Regions from separate parts of the Homo sapiens genome. Here region 2 is linked to region 1. A link is a contact called in ENCODE Hi-C or POLR2A ChIA-PET data. All regions are on one chromosome and are shown on one strand. The core of a region is the stretch at or near the end of the contact, and the rest is flanking DNA. Distances in the headings are between cores, read along the strand shown.

Evidence for each region. Hi-C counts contacts between places; a loop is a spot of excess contacts on that map. ChIA-PET counts read pairs that join two places held with the same protein, here RNA polymerase II (POLR2A).
Region 2: a map of endothelial cell of hepatic sinusoid shows a loop between it and region 1 (5-fold over the local background). The contact joins two enhancer-like sites. A Hi-C loop is called at or near these places in 3 of 168 maps with a recorded cell type or tissue (Caco-2, endothelial cell of hepatic sinusoid and endothelial cell of umbilical vein). POLR2A ChIA-PET finds 5 or more read pairs at or near these places in 3 of 52 experiments (Panc1, WTC11 and endothelial cell of umbilical vein).

What each region holds. Positions count from the first base shown.
Region 1 is chr13:33,123,397-33,128,725 of GRCh38, reverse strand. STARD13 (StAR related lipid transfer domain containing 13) reads left to right here. Exons shown (of 14, transcript NM_178006.4): 6 at 1,180-1,353; 7 at 2,486-2,645. Among named protein-coding and RNA genes, the nearest start is that of KL, 110 kb to the right of the region's middle. Within about 2 kb of position 2,350, at least 25 of the 41 ENCODE cell types and tissues checked have a DNase peak (open chromatin) inside an H3K27ac peak, as active enhancers do.
Region 2 is chr13:33,078,358-33,083,686 of GRCh38, reverse strand. No RefSeq gene overlaps it. Among named protein-coding and RNA genes, the nearest start is that of KL, 65 kb to the right of the region's middle. Within about 2 kb of position 2,531, at least 2 of the 41 ENCODE cell types and tissues checked have a DNase peak (open chromatin) inside an H3K27ac peak, as active enhancers do.

The sequences.
Region 1 (5,329 bases), core at 1,101-3,600:
TTTGTGCTTATCCTTTATTTTGTTCCTAGTTTTATCCAAAAATATTTTGAGCTTCTTATGTGCAAAGCGTTATACTGGGCACCATAGGCAGGGAATCCTGGATAACCAATACCCAGTTCCTAGGCACCGACTCTTCCCCTGACCTTCCTGTGATGCGTTCATCAAAATGTCTCTTCCCCAAATTTTACACTTTTTTTGCTCCTATAAGAAATTTCTGAGGCCTAAGATGTGTACTCTGCAAGTTTGTTTTTGCTTTAAAGTGCCAATTACAAAGTACATCAAAGCTGACCTACAAAGACCGTTTCAGAAGCACCATAGAAAAATGGCCCTGTGCTGCTGGGTTTCTGGTTGAGGCAAGGGTGTGTCTTGTGGTTCAGTGATGTGTCACCTCTGTACCTCTCATCTTCGGGCTCCATCTCAATACTGAGCAAGATATAGAGTGTAGACACATGGAAGACAATGAGAAAATTTTCTACAGCCCTAGACATTCGACAGCTCTCTCCCTCTCTCTCTCTCTGTTTCTTGCTCCCTGTCTGTATCTCTCTCTCTTTCTCTCTTTGTCTTTATCGCTCTACCTCTGTCTGTCCTCTGTCTATATTGCTCTATCTCTGTCTTCCCTCTCTCTGTCTCTTGCTCTGTCTCTATCTTTCTGTCTCTGTCTGTCTCTCCATCCTCTGCCTCTGTATCTCTTTTTGTCTCATCTCTCCATCTCTCCATCTACATCTGTCTCTCTCTTTTCTATCTCTCTGCTCTCTCTGCTTCTGTCTATATCTCCCTGTCTCCGTCTCTTTCCTCTCTTTCCGTTTCTCTCTCTCCCTCTGTTTCTCTCTCTCTCTCTCTCACATACACACACACACACACTCACTCACACACACACTGTCTCAGCTTGCTCTCAACACTTTGGGAACAAATTTGGAATAAACAAACATAATATTTCCTCTATCACTTATTTAAACCCCCTAATAAAATGGATAATAAGACTTTTTCCAGATTTATCTGACTTGGAAAAATCATGTCCTATGTTTATTCTGCACACTTGTGTCTTCTGTTCCATTTGCTTTGCGATTTTCTTTGCTCGGCTGCTATCTTGATTAGCTGCGTGTACCTTGGTGATGTCCCGTGTTTCCCGCTACCAAGTCCACTTTGTGACTGGCTTCTCTGATGGTCTCTCTGGTAAAGGCGACTCCGATGGAACAGTTTCCAGCTGTCGCACCAGCCCCGGCCGGCCCCAGCATCGCCCCACATCAGCAGCCAGACGGCCAGCCAGCTGAGCCTGCTCCAGCGCTTCTCACTGCTCCGCCTCACGGCCATCATGGAGAAGCACTCCATGTCCAACAAGCACGGCTGGACATGGTGCGTAGCACATTCACCTAGGAGGGGATCCTTGGCTCTAGAGCTAAGTGTGTGATTGCAGAAGCTTCCATGTTTACTTTGTGATATCTGAAAAACCCATTCATTGCCTTCACTGATGATCTCCTGGACATAAGGCATGAGCTCTGCCGTAGCCTCGATGCAGTGGACCCTACAGGAAACATTGCTCTATTTGTAGTTCTCAGTTGGTTTCCAGGGAAGGCAGTCAGGCTCCAAGAAAGGAAAAAGAGACAAGTAAAGGGTGATTAATTGTGAACAGAGGAAATAAAAATAAACTTGCCATAAAATAATCCTGGCAGTTTGCACAGAAACAGCTGTCACTTGTACCTTCTGGCCTGATGCAAAGCTTACCACTTAGAGCATTGATTCATTCAAAGAGCATTTAATTCTTCAAATACATTTCTGCTTTTATTTCATTGGCAAATAGAAACAAGAATATGCAGTAAACCTTGTAATAAGGAATTGACAGAAGCATGTTAGAACTTGAATGTGGACCTATTGTAGATGATTTGGTGGGTTTGAAAAAATACAAAATGTGTCAGTAATTGTTCTATGTTTTATATTATACATATTTAAAAAATCAATGGTGCTTTTATGAAATATTTTAGAAGGTTATAAATTCATGGTCAAATCAATATATGCTTCTGTATTAAAATGTCCTTTGAAAACTACAACTGGCTCTAGAAAAGTAAGATAGAGCCAAGAAATATTGTTCTTCTTTTCTCCCTTCCTTTTCCTCCAACCCCAGCCAGATTTCTTCTTCCTCTTGTAATTTTTAATTTGTTTTGTTTTGTTGGGGACTTTTAAGTGTTCAGCACTTGAGAAATAAGTCTATCACAGTTAAATTGGAAAGTTGTCCACTTGACCTGAAAACAGAGCTACAAATACATTCTGGGAACGTGACTCATGCTGTTTAGTAGCTAGAGATAGCAAGCAGGCAAGGGCCACACAGAGCACAGCAGTGTCCTGTGATTAATGCAGAGAGAATGTTGAATTCACCCCGCATCTGTTGGGTATTCCAACAAAAGCCTGGCTTCCCTCATGCTTGCTTCCAGAGCCTCACCCCACAGTGTGACCCAGGAGGCTTGCATGACCTGGTTTCTGTAAATTCTAGGTCAGTTCCAAAGTTCATGAAGAGGATGAAAGTTCCCGACTACAAAGACAAGGCTGTCTTTGGCGTTCCTCTCATAGTCCACGTCCAAAGAACGGGACAGCCCCTGCCTCAAAGTATTCAGCAAGCACTGAGATATCTACGCAGCAACTGCCTCGATCAGGTAGGGCTGTAACCCCCCCGCTGCTGCCCCACCACCCCCAACCATGGGATTGGATTGAGGGGATGTCAGACTGAGTCAGATCTGCCCAATATCAGGCAAGACATGCCTCACCAAAAATAAAAGGCATTGTGACCTTTATGTAGCAATATTTAATTTGAACAAGACATGTCCTATTTGAGGATGTTTCCTCATTGGCAACTTAAATGATGACCTGGAGTGACTGGGGAAAGTTGACGTTAACAGTTTGTTCCTGGGATGTCTAATTTGCAATCCCTAAAAACTAGAGTTAAGCTATGTACTGTACTGCATTTCCTTTGTAACTATTATTTCAGTGCCACCATTGATTTCACACTGTTCTTTTATCCCTATTATTTTTGAAAAAGAATTAGGTTTTTCATGCCTCCTTTTATTAATTCTTTTTTTTTCCTTTGAAGCAGCATCATGACCAGGAAAACTTAAACCAAACACAGATTTATTTACATCTTTTAAAAATGTGCAAGTAAAATATGAACAAAAGTATCAGCTAAGTCAAATATCCCCTCATTTTATAGAGTTGATTCAATGCTGAAGCTAAACAAAATATTCAGAGATTTGCTGCCTCCGAGACTTTTGGGGCCCACCATAATGGTGGACTGTGATTAAATCCAGAGTGCTGTCCGTCCTGTACTTTACAAAACAAAGGCTTTGCTCCTCCAAATTAACACCCATTAGCTTCTTAGACATTCTGTCCAAAATAAAAGTTGTGTTCTTAATTGATAAATTGCAGCCCTGAATAGTGGGTATATTTCCAGGCAGCTATTCTGTAATAGTCCCTGTTCATCATACTTTTTGATGCCATGCAGAGAATCTGTACCAACCTAAGATTATTTGTACTTTTTATTGATTTACCCTGGTCCTTGGGCTCAGTGGGCAGGAATGAGCTGGCTAGTGATGCTTGTAGAGACCCCAATACTGAGACCACACTTAGAATCAGGCTGGTCTCTTGGTGAACCAGAAATCAATTTTCAGTGCAGAAAAATAGCAGTAACTTCTTCATTTGAAGTTGTCTTTGACTGAACTGAATGTGTGTTCCCCTTTGTCCCTCCTCATTTTTAATTTAGAGAATCTGCACATAACATTTTTCCATATTTGTATGTCATCGCAGAGGGTGGGATGGCTGCTGTCATTGTTGTGAGGATGGCTGTTTAGTTTTGAGAAATGGCCTTAATAGCTTGCCTCTTATTCCCCAGAAATAAGGGTGACAGGCTACTTTTCTAGGGTTCTCTTCTTTGACAGATGCCCCAGCATGAATTGACTTGTGAATCACATCCCAATAGAGTCAGCCAATGAATCTCGTTACTTAAGCAAACATTTTAATTTTTTTAATCTTAGAGGTTTTACTAAGAATACACATTATTCAAAGTTAATGTCCATAGCTATAAACCATTCCTGCCCCCCGTAGCTTCTGAATAATGTGCAGTGCCAATATCATTGCTGTTAGTGGGGCCAGTCTCTCTTTAGAAGCAAAAGTCTTATCAGTAGAGAGAAAGACACAGGGCACCAAAACCTCTTCCACCCCTGTGTCCATCTCAGGTCAATTTTTTAAATCTGGGAGAATGCCAAGATGAAAAACAGTGTGCCGGCAAAGGCTTGGAGGAAGAAGACTCATTTCAAGATATAAATACTGATTCTAAATGTAATTAAAATGAATAGAGCCACGCATCTCGCGTCAGTCACATGGGAGAATCCGTAGGACATCGAAGGGACTTTCACCACAGTCAGTCACCACCTTATAATGCACCCAGTCCTGGCAGGGCTTCCAGCCTTGGAATGTCCCTCCCTTTCCTTGTCAATGTGGTGTGGGAAGCACGCAGAGACCACCTCTCTGGCTCCTGTGAAAAAGGAAGGTGGTAATAGGAAGGAAAAGGGGAGAACTAGAGAAACATAAGGAATCAAAACCTGGCTTTTCCGGAGATTTCAGAGCAAGCAAGAGCTAGTAAAAGCGAATCAATCAGAAAAGCGAGGGGAAAAGAGTGAAAAGCAAGGAGAGCAACACCAAACGAATGTTCTTTCTTCGCCAACAGCACTTCTGTGGAATTGAAAAGATTCCAGTCTGCCCAAGGCCTTGAGATCTCAGCCTCAAAGCTGCAGAAGACGAGAACATCCGCAAATAACCCCTTCTATGCCACATTTTAATAGGAAGTACCACCCCATACTCTCCCAAGGCATTGCCCCGAGTCTCAGGGAGAAGGCTTCCTGCAGTGCGATGGGCCCTTCTCCCCGTGCTAAACACTCGCCTCGCATATAAGCACTCATTGCAGTTGACCCTGCCCCACAGAGCCTGACACATTGCCAGCCTTTTGTCTTCCACACTCCTGCATGCCCAGCAGTTTCTATATGATGCAACAGAGTGTCCATGTTTGCCCTTGCAGCTGGCTGTGGGTGAGATGAGGAAGTTTAGCCTTCAATTATGAACCATTTGTATTCAGACATAGTAGTGTGTAAGAGGAGCCTTGCTTTGTTGTCTGAGCTTTTATTTCTGCCCTAAATCAACTGTGCACAGAATAGATTATACCTATTCCTGATGAATATGAAGTCACCGCAGTGAGAGGCTGAACCTGCAATGCTCAGAATAAGAATCTGCTGCATACTCTTCTTATGAATCTTTCTTTCTCAAGAAAACCAACCTTCCTTCATTAGCTGAG
Region 2 (5,329 bases), core at 1,282-3,781, 45 kb after region 1:
AACATTTAAATTATTTTCAGTCTACAGATCTAAAAACTTAGTATACCTCTAGAACTTAGTATGCTGTTCCATTTGTTTGAGTTTTGTTCTCAGGACTTTAGTTTTCTTCACACAGGATTTCTTTGCATTGTATTACGCCACGAATTAATTTTTTCCATTTCCATGTTAGATGGACTTTTGCTGTTGATTATTACATGTGCATATTTTATATGTCCCCATTTTATCAAATTATCTCATCAATTCAAATACTTTTTTTCTTAAGTCTGTTGGGTTTTTCAGGAATACAATAATATTATCAACAAAAATAGAGTTTTAATCTTTCTTTTCCAATGTTTATATAAATCGTTATTTTTAAAATTTTATTTTAGAGATGGGGTCTTGCTATGTTGCCCAGTCTGGACTCAAACTTCTCAGCTCACAGGATCCTCCTGCCTCAGCTTTCTGAGTAGCTGGGACTATAGGCAGGCATGCCCCTCCACACCTGGCATTGACAAATTATTTTACTGCCTTTTCCCACTGCATTTGCTACAACCTCTAAGACAATAGTAATGGTAAGATCAAACATTCTTATCTGATTCCTGATAATAATTGAAGTGATTTTAGTGTTTTGTTGTTTAAAATAATGTTTGCTTATTTTTGTAGTTTTTGTCACAGTTTTTTGTTTTTTGTTTTTGTTTTTGAGATGGAGTCACGCTCTGTCGCCCTGGCTGGAATGCAATGGCTGGATCTTGGCTCCTGGGTTCAAGTGATCCTCCCACCCCACTCTCCTGAGTACCTGGGATTACATGTGTGCACCACCATGCCTGGCTAATGTTTGTATTTTTAGTAGAGATGGGATTTCACCATGTGGCCAGGCTGGTCTTGAACTCCTGACCTCAACTGGTCCGCCCACCCCGGCCTCCCACAGTGCTGGGATTACAAGCATGAGCCACTGTGCCCGGCCCATAGTTAAAAAGGCTCCTCATGTACATCTTTTCATAAAGTTGTTAAGAATAGCTGCTGGATTTTTATCAAAATGGCTTTTCAGCATCAATTGCTATGTTTATTTTTCTGCTCTAATATGTTGATTTAATGAATATATTGCTGGATTTCCTGAAACCCATATAACCTCGCATTTTTGCAATAAACTCTACTTGACCATAGCGCATTGGTCTGTTAATATATTTTGAGATTGCTCAAGCTAAAATCACATTTAGAGTGTTTTTGCATCTAGTAGATAGCATTGATCTTTTTGCAGTATCCTCATAGGGTTTTAGTAATAAGATTGGCTTTACAAATACATTGAGAACTTGTCTATCTTCTTCCTGGTCTTAAATAGTTTAAATCACATCAGAATTGCCCATTCTTTAAGGTTAAATAGTGTTCAGCTATCAAATTATTCAATCCTGTTAACTTTTTCAATAACACATTTTAATAACTTTTCTAATCTCTTCTTGAGTATTCAGTCTACTCAAGTTTTCTACTGCTTCACTCTATGTTAATAATTTGTATTTTCCTAGGAAATATCAATGTTGTCTAGGTTTCCAAGGTATCTTGTTGAGATTAAAGTTTTTGTACGTGGTCAAGTACCTGATCAACTATTTTTGTAAATATTACATGGACACTTAAAAACTGCATGTTCTTTAGTAGTCACAAATGCATACATTGTATTAAATAAATAGAAACATATTGAATCCACTTTGTACTAGATATTCAGGATGGGCTCAGGATAAATAGGTCAACTTTCTCCCTGTCTCCCTTGGCCCATCACCAAACTCTTGTATAATGGCATTCACCACATCTGTCTCCATTGACTGGGTAACTCCTGTCCCTATTGGCTGGGTAACTCCTATTTATGCTTAGGTCTCAGTTTCATGCCACTTCCTTCAGGAAATCCTCCTTAATACCCTAGACTAGGTTGGGGAACAGTGTCATCATGCACAGAACTCTTTTTTCGTGGCACTTTTCTCATTTGTAATAATACAGTTATTTGTCTAAGTAATAGAGTAATGTCTTTCTCTCCTATTACCTAGTAAACTCCAAGGACGGAATAATGTCAGGTTTATCTTAACCTCAAAACATAGTAGAACATGGTAGTGTACCTGGCACATAGTAGGCAAGCAAAAATGTTTCTTACATGAATGACTGAATGAATGAATGAACAAATGGTCTGTTAATCAGAGGAAATATAAATTTGGAAACTGTCACTGGTAATTTTCCACCACGTGGTTGGAAAGTCAGCCTGACGACTGCTGAAACAGACATGCAAGAAAAAGCTGAGTTGAAACATGGAAGAAAACAAAATTTCCTGGCTCACAAGACTATATCAATCTCCACTGAAAGCTTAAATCAGAAGCCCAATTACATCCCATTCCACGGTTTTGTCAAACCTGATGTAGCCTTATAACTCCACTTTTTGTTAAAGCTAAAAACAATAGATTTCTTTAGTCTTTGTCTAATGCTTCTTTTCTTTTTCAGGATCCCATCGGGGATATCACATAACATTTAATCATCATGTCTCTTGGGCTTTTCTTGGCTCTGACAGTTTCTCGTACTCTGTTTGTTTTTGATGACTTCATCATATATGTGCTTATTTTATTCTGTCTAATTTTATGTTTACTTTATGTTCACTTTGGTTTACTTTGTTGTCTCTTCTCCTTCCTTTTGTTTTTTTAACTAGTTTTCAAAAGCTTCTTGTTATTATCATTTTCCTTTTGATAATATTGTTATTCTACTATAATTTCCTATTCTATAAATGTCCCCTCTCTCTAGAAACTCATAAGAAAGCACATATTCCTGTTTTATAATTTAACTAAACAATATGTAACTTATTTCCGTCACCAAGTTCATCTATCCCAATAAGATGAGTCTTTTAGAATATTTTCACTTCTCTATTCTTCTCCACTCTACCTTTATCCAGATCAGAATGAAATCTTGTAAGTGCTTTGCTTCATTTCACTTTATTCTTCCTCCACCCCTAACTTCTAGGTTTTTCTAAAGTAGCTTAGTATTTCATTCCAGATTACTAGAATTGCCTGGCCAGGCACAGTGGTGGCTCAGTCCTGTAACCCCAGCACTTCGGGAGGTCGAGGCAGGAGTATCGCTTGAGCTCAGGAATTGAGACAACATAGCGAGACCCCCATCTCTAAAAATAATCAAAAAATGAGGCAGGAGGTTAGTTTGAGCCCAAGAGGTCAAGGCTGCAATGAGCCGTGATTGCACCATTGCGCTCCTGGTGATGGAGTGAGACCTGGTGATGCCTGGGTGATGGAGTGAGACCCTGTCTCAAAAAAAAAAAAGAAAAAAAGAAAAAAAGAGAATTGCCTTTTCTAGTTTCAGAATTCTCATTTAGGGTCTACTACTGTCATTGGATTTAATTATATGTGCACTGCTGACAACTGTTTCTTTTCCACCTCATGTGCTCCTGTCTTTGTTGGTGGGGTTGGTGGTACTGGGAGGAGGGTAGTACTGGGAGGAGTACTATGGTACTGTTTGCTTACAGTCTTCCTCTAGCAGTTTCCTCTATCCCAGCTGCATAAGCAACCTACTCTGAACTCACTCTGAAACTCAGCACACACACGCCTTCCTCTTCCCCAAAAGGCCAACGGCATCCTGAGTGGGTCTAAGGATCTCAGGTTGCAGTCCTTTTCTCTCAACAGTCAGGTTCCCCTCCCTGATTTCATGTCAGGTGTTGCACATGAAACATTGAATGACACTCTGATTCTCTAAGTCACTGGTTATTTCTGTCTAGAAGTTTATCATATTTTCTTTTTATTCTTGAAATTTAAGAATTTAACAGACCACCTTCAGTGACTGGGTTTGTTGTTGTTGTTTTTTGTTTTTTGTTTTCTCATCCCTTCTGCTTGGAACTTGGTGAATAGTTTTAATGTGCACATTCAGGTTGTTCTTAATCTCAGACATTTTCTTCTTTTATGAGTTTAACAACTGCCTCTTCTCCAACTGTAGCTTTTCTCTCTGGATCTTCTTTTATTCACATGTCAGTTTGTCCAAGAGATATTCTCCAAAACCCTATTATTTTCTCACATGATGGTCTTCTGCTTGTACTTTTGGTCTGTGTTTTTTTGTTTGTTTGTTTTTGTTTTTTGAGACAGAGTCTCGCTCTGTCACCCATGCTGGAGTGCAGTGGCACAATCTCGGCTCACTGCAACCTCTGCCTCCTGGGTTCAAGCGATTCTCCTGCCTCAGCCCCCCCAGTAGCTGGGACCACAGGCACATCCCACCACACCTGGCTAATTTTGTTTTTGTATTTTTAGTAGAGACAGGGTTTCACCATGTTAGCCAGGATGGCCTCAATCTCCTGACCTTGTGATCCTCCCACCTCAGCCTCCCAAAGTGCTGGGATTACAGACATGAGCCACCATGCCCAGCCTGCTCTGTGTTTTTAAATATTAGCTCCAGTTCAACTTCTAGGCTGTAATTGCAAGTCTCCACAGTGACTGCTACTCTCCTTCAATTCATTTACTAGCATTTTTAGCTCAAAACTCATGCAGAAGAAAGTCTTTTAAAAATATAACTGGCACTCTTATGTGTTTAAGTTTGAATCCATTCATTTAAAAGTTTGCCTAGTGTGTTCTACATGTTTTTCCCCTCTGAACTCTGGGGCCCAGGTCTCACTCTTGGAATCCCTCAGATGATGCCATGGAATGGTGCTTCTCAAATGTGGTCTGCAGATCCCTGGAGGTCCCTGGGACACTTCCAGGGGGTCTACAAGATCAAAACAACTTTCATAGTAATACTAGCATGTTATTTGCCTTTTCCACAGTGTTGATATTTGCCTTAATGACACAAAAGCAATGGTAGGTAAAACTGCTGGTTCCTTAGCACAAATCAAAGCAGTGTCACAAAAACGCATCAGCTGTCACTGTACACTTCAAAACCACATCTGGAGAAAGTGAAGAATGAAAGACTTGAGTCGTTTGTAAAGGTCCTTGTAATAAAAGGCAACTCTGGGGTCACCTCCAGCATGGCGGATCCCGGGCTGTCATCTCCCTCTCCCTAATAGACCAGCTCCAATTCTGGAGAAAGACAAGAGGAGGAAAAGAAAAACACTCATAAAACATACCGGTACTTTTTACAAGAGTAAGGACTGAGAAAAAGAAAAAAATTTACTCCTCAGCTTTCCTTCATCTTTAATGTCATCCAACACCTCATGTGCTGCTTTGGCAACTGAAAAACAAGCTCAGATTGTTCCTAAACCAAGGCACGGCCTGGACAGATGCCGGGAGGCAACACCTGATCCCTCTGATTCAGGACACATGCTCAACCCAACCCTGAGCTGACTGTTTTCTCTGCTACATGCCTGTATTCTTCATCAGGGTGAAGGAAGCAT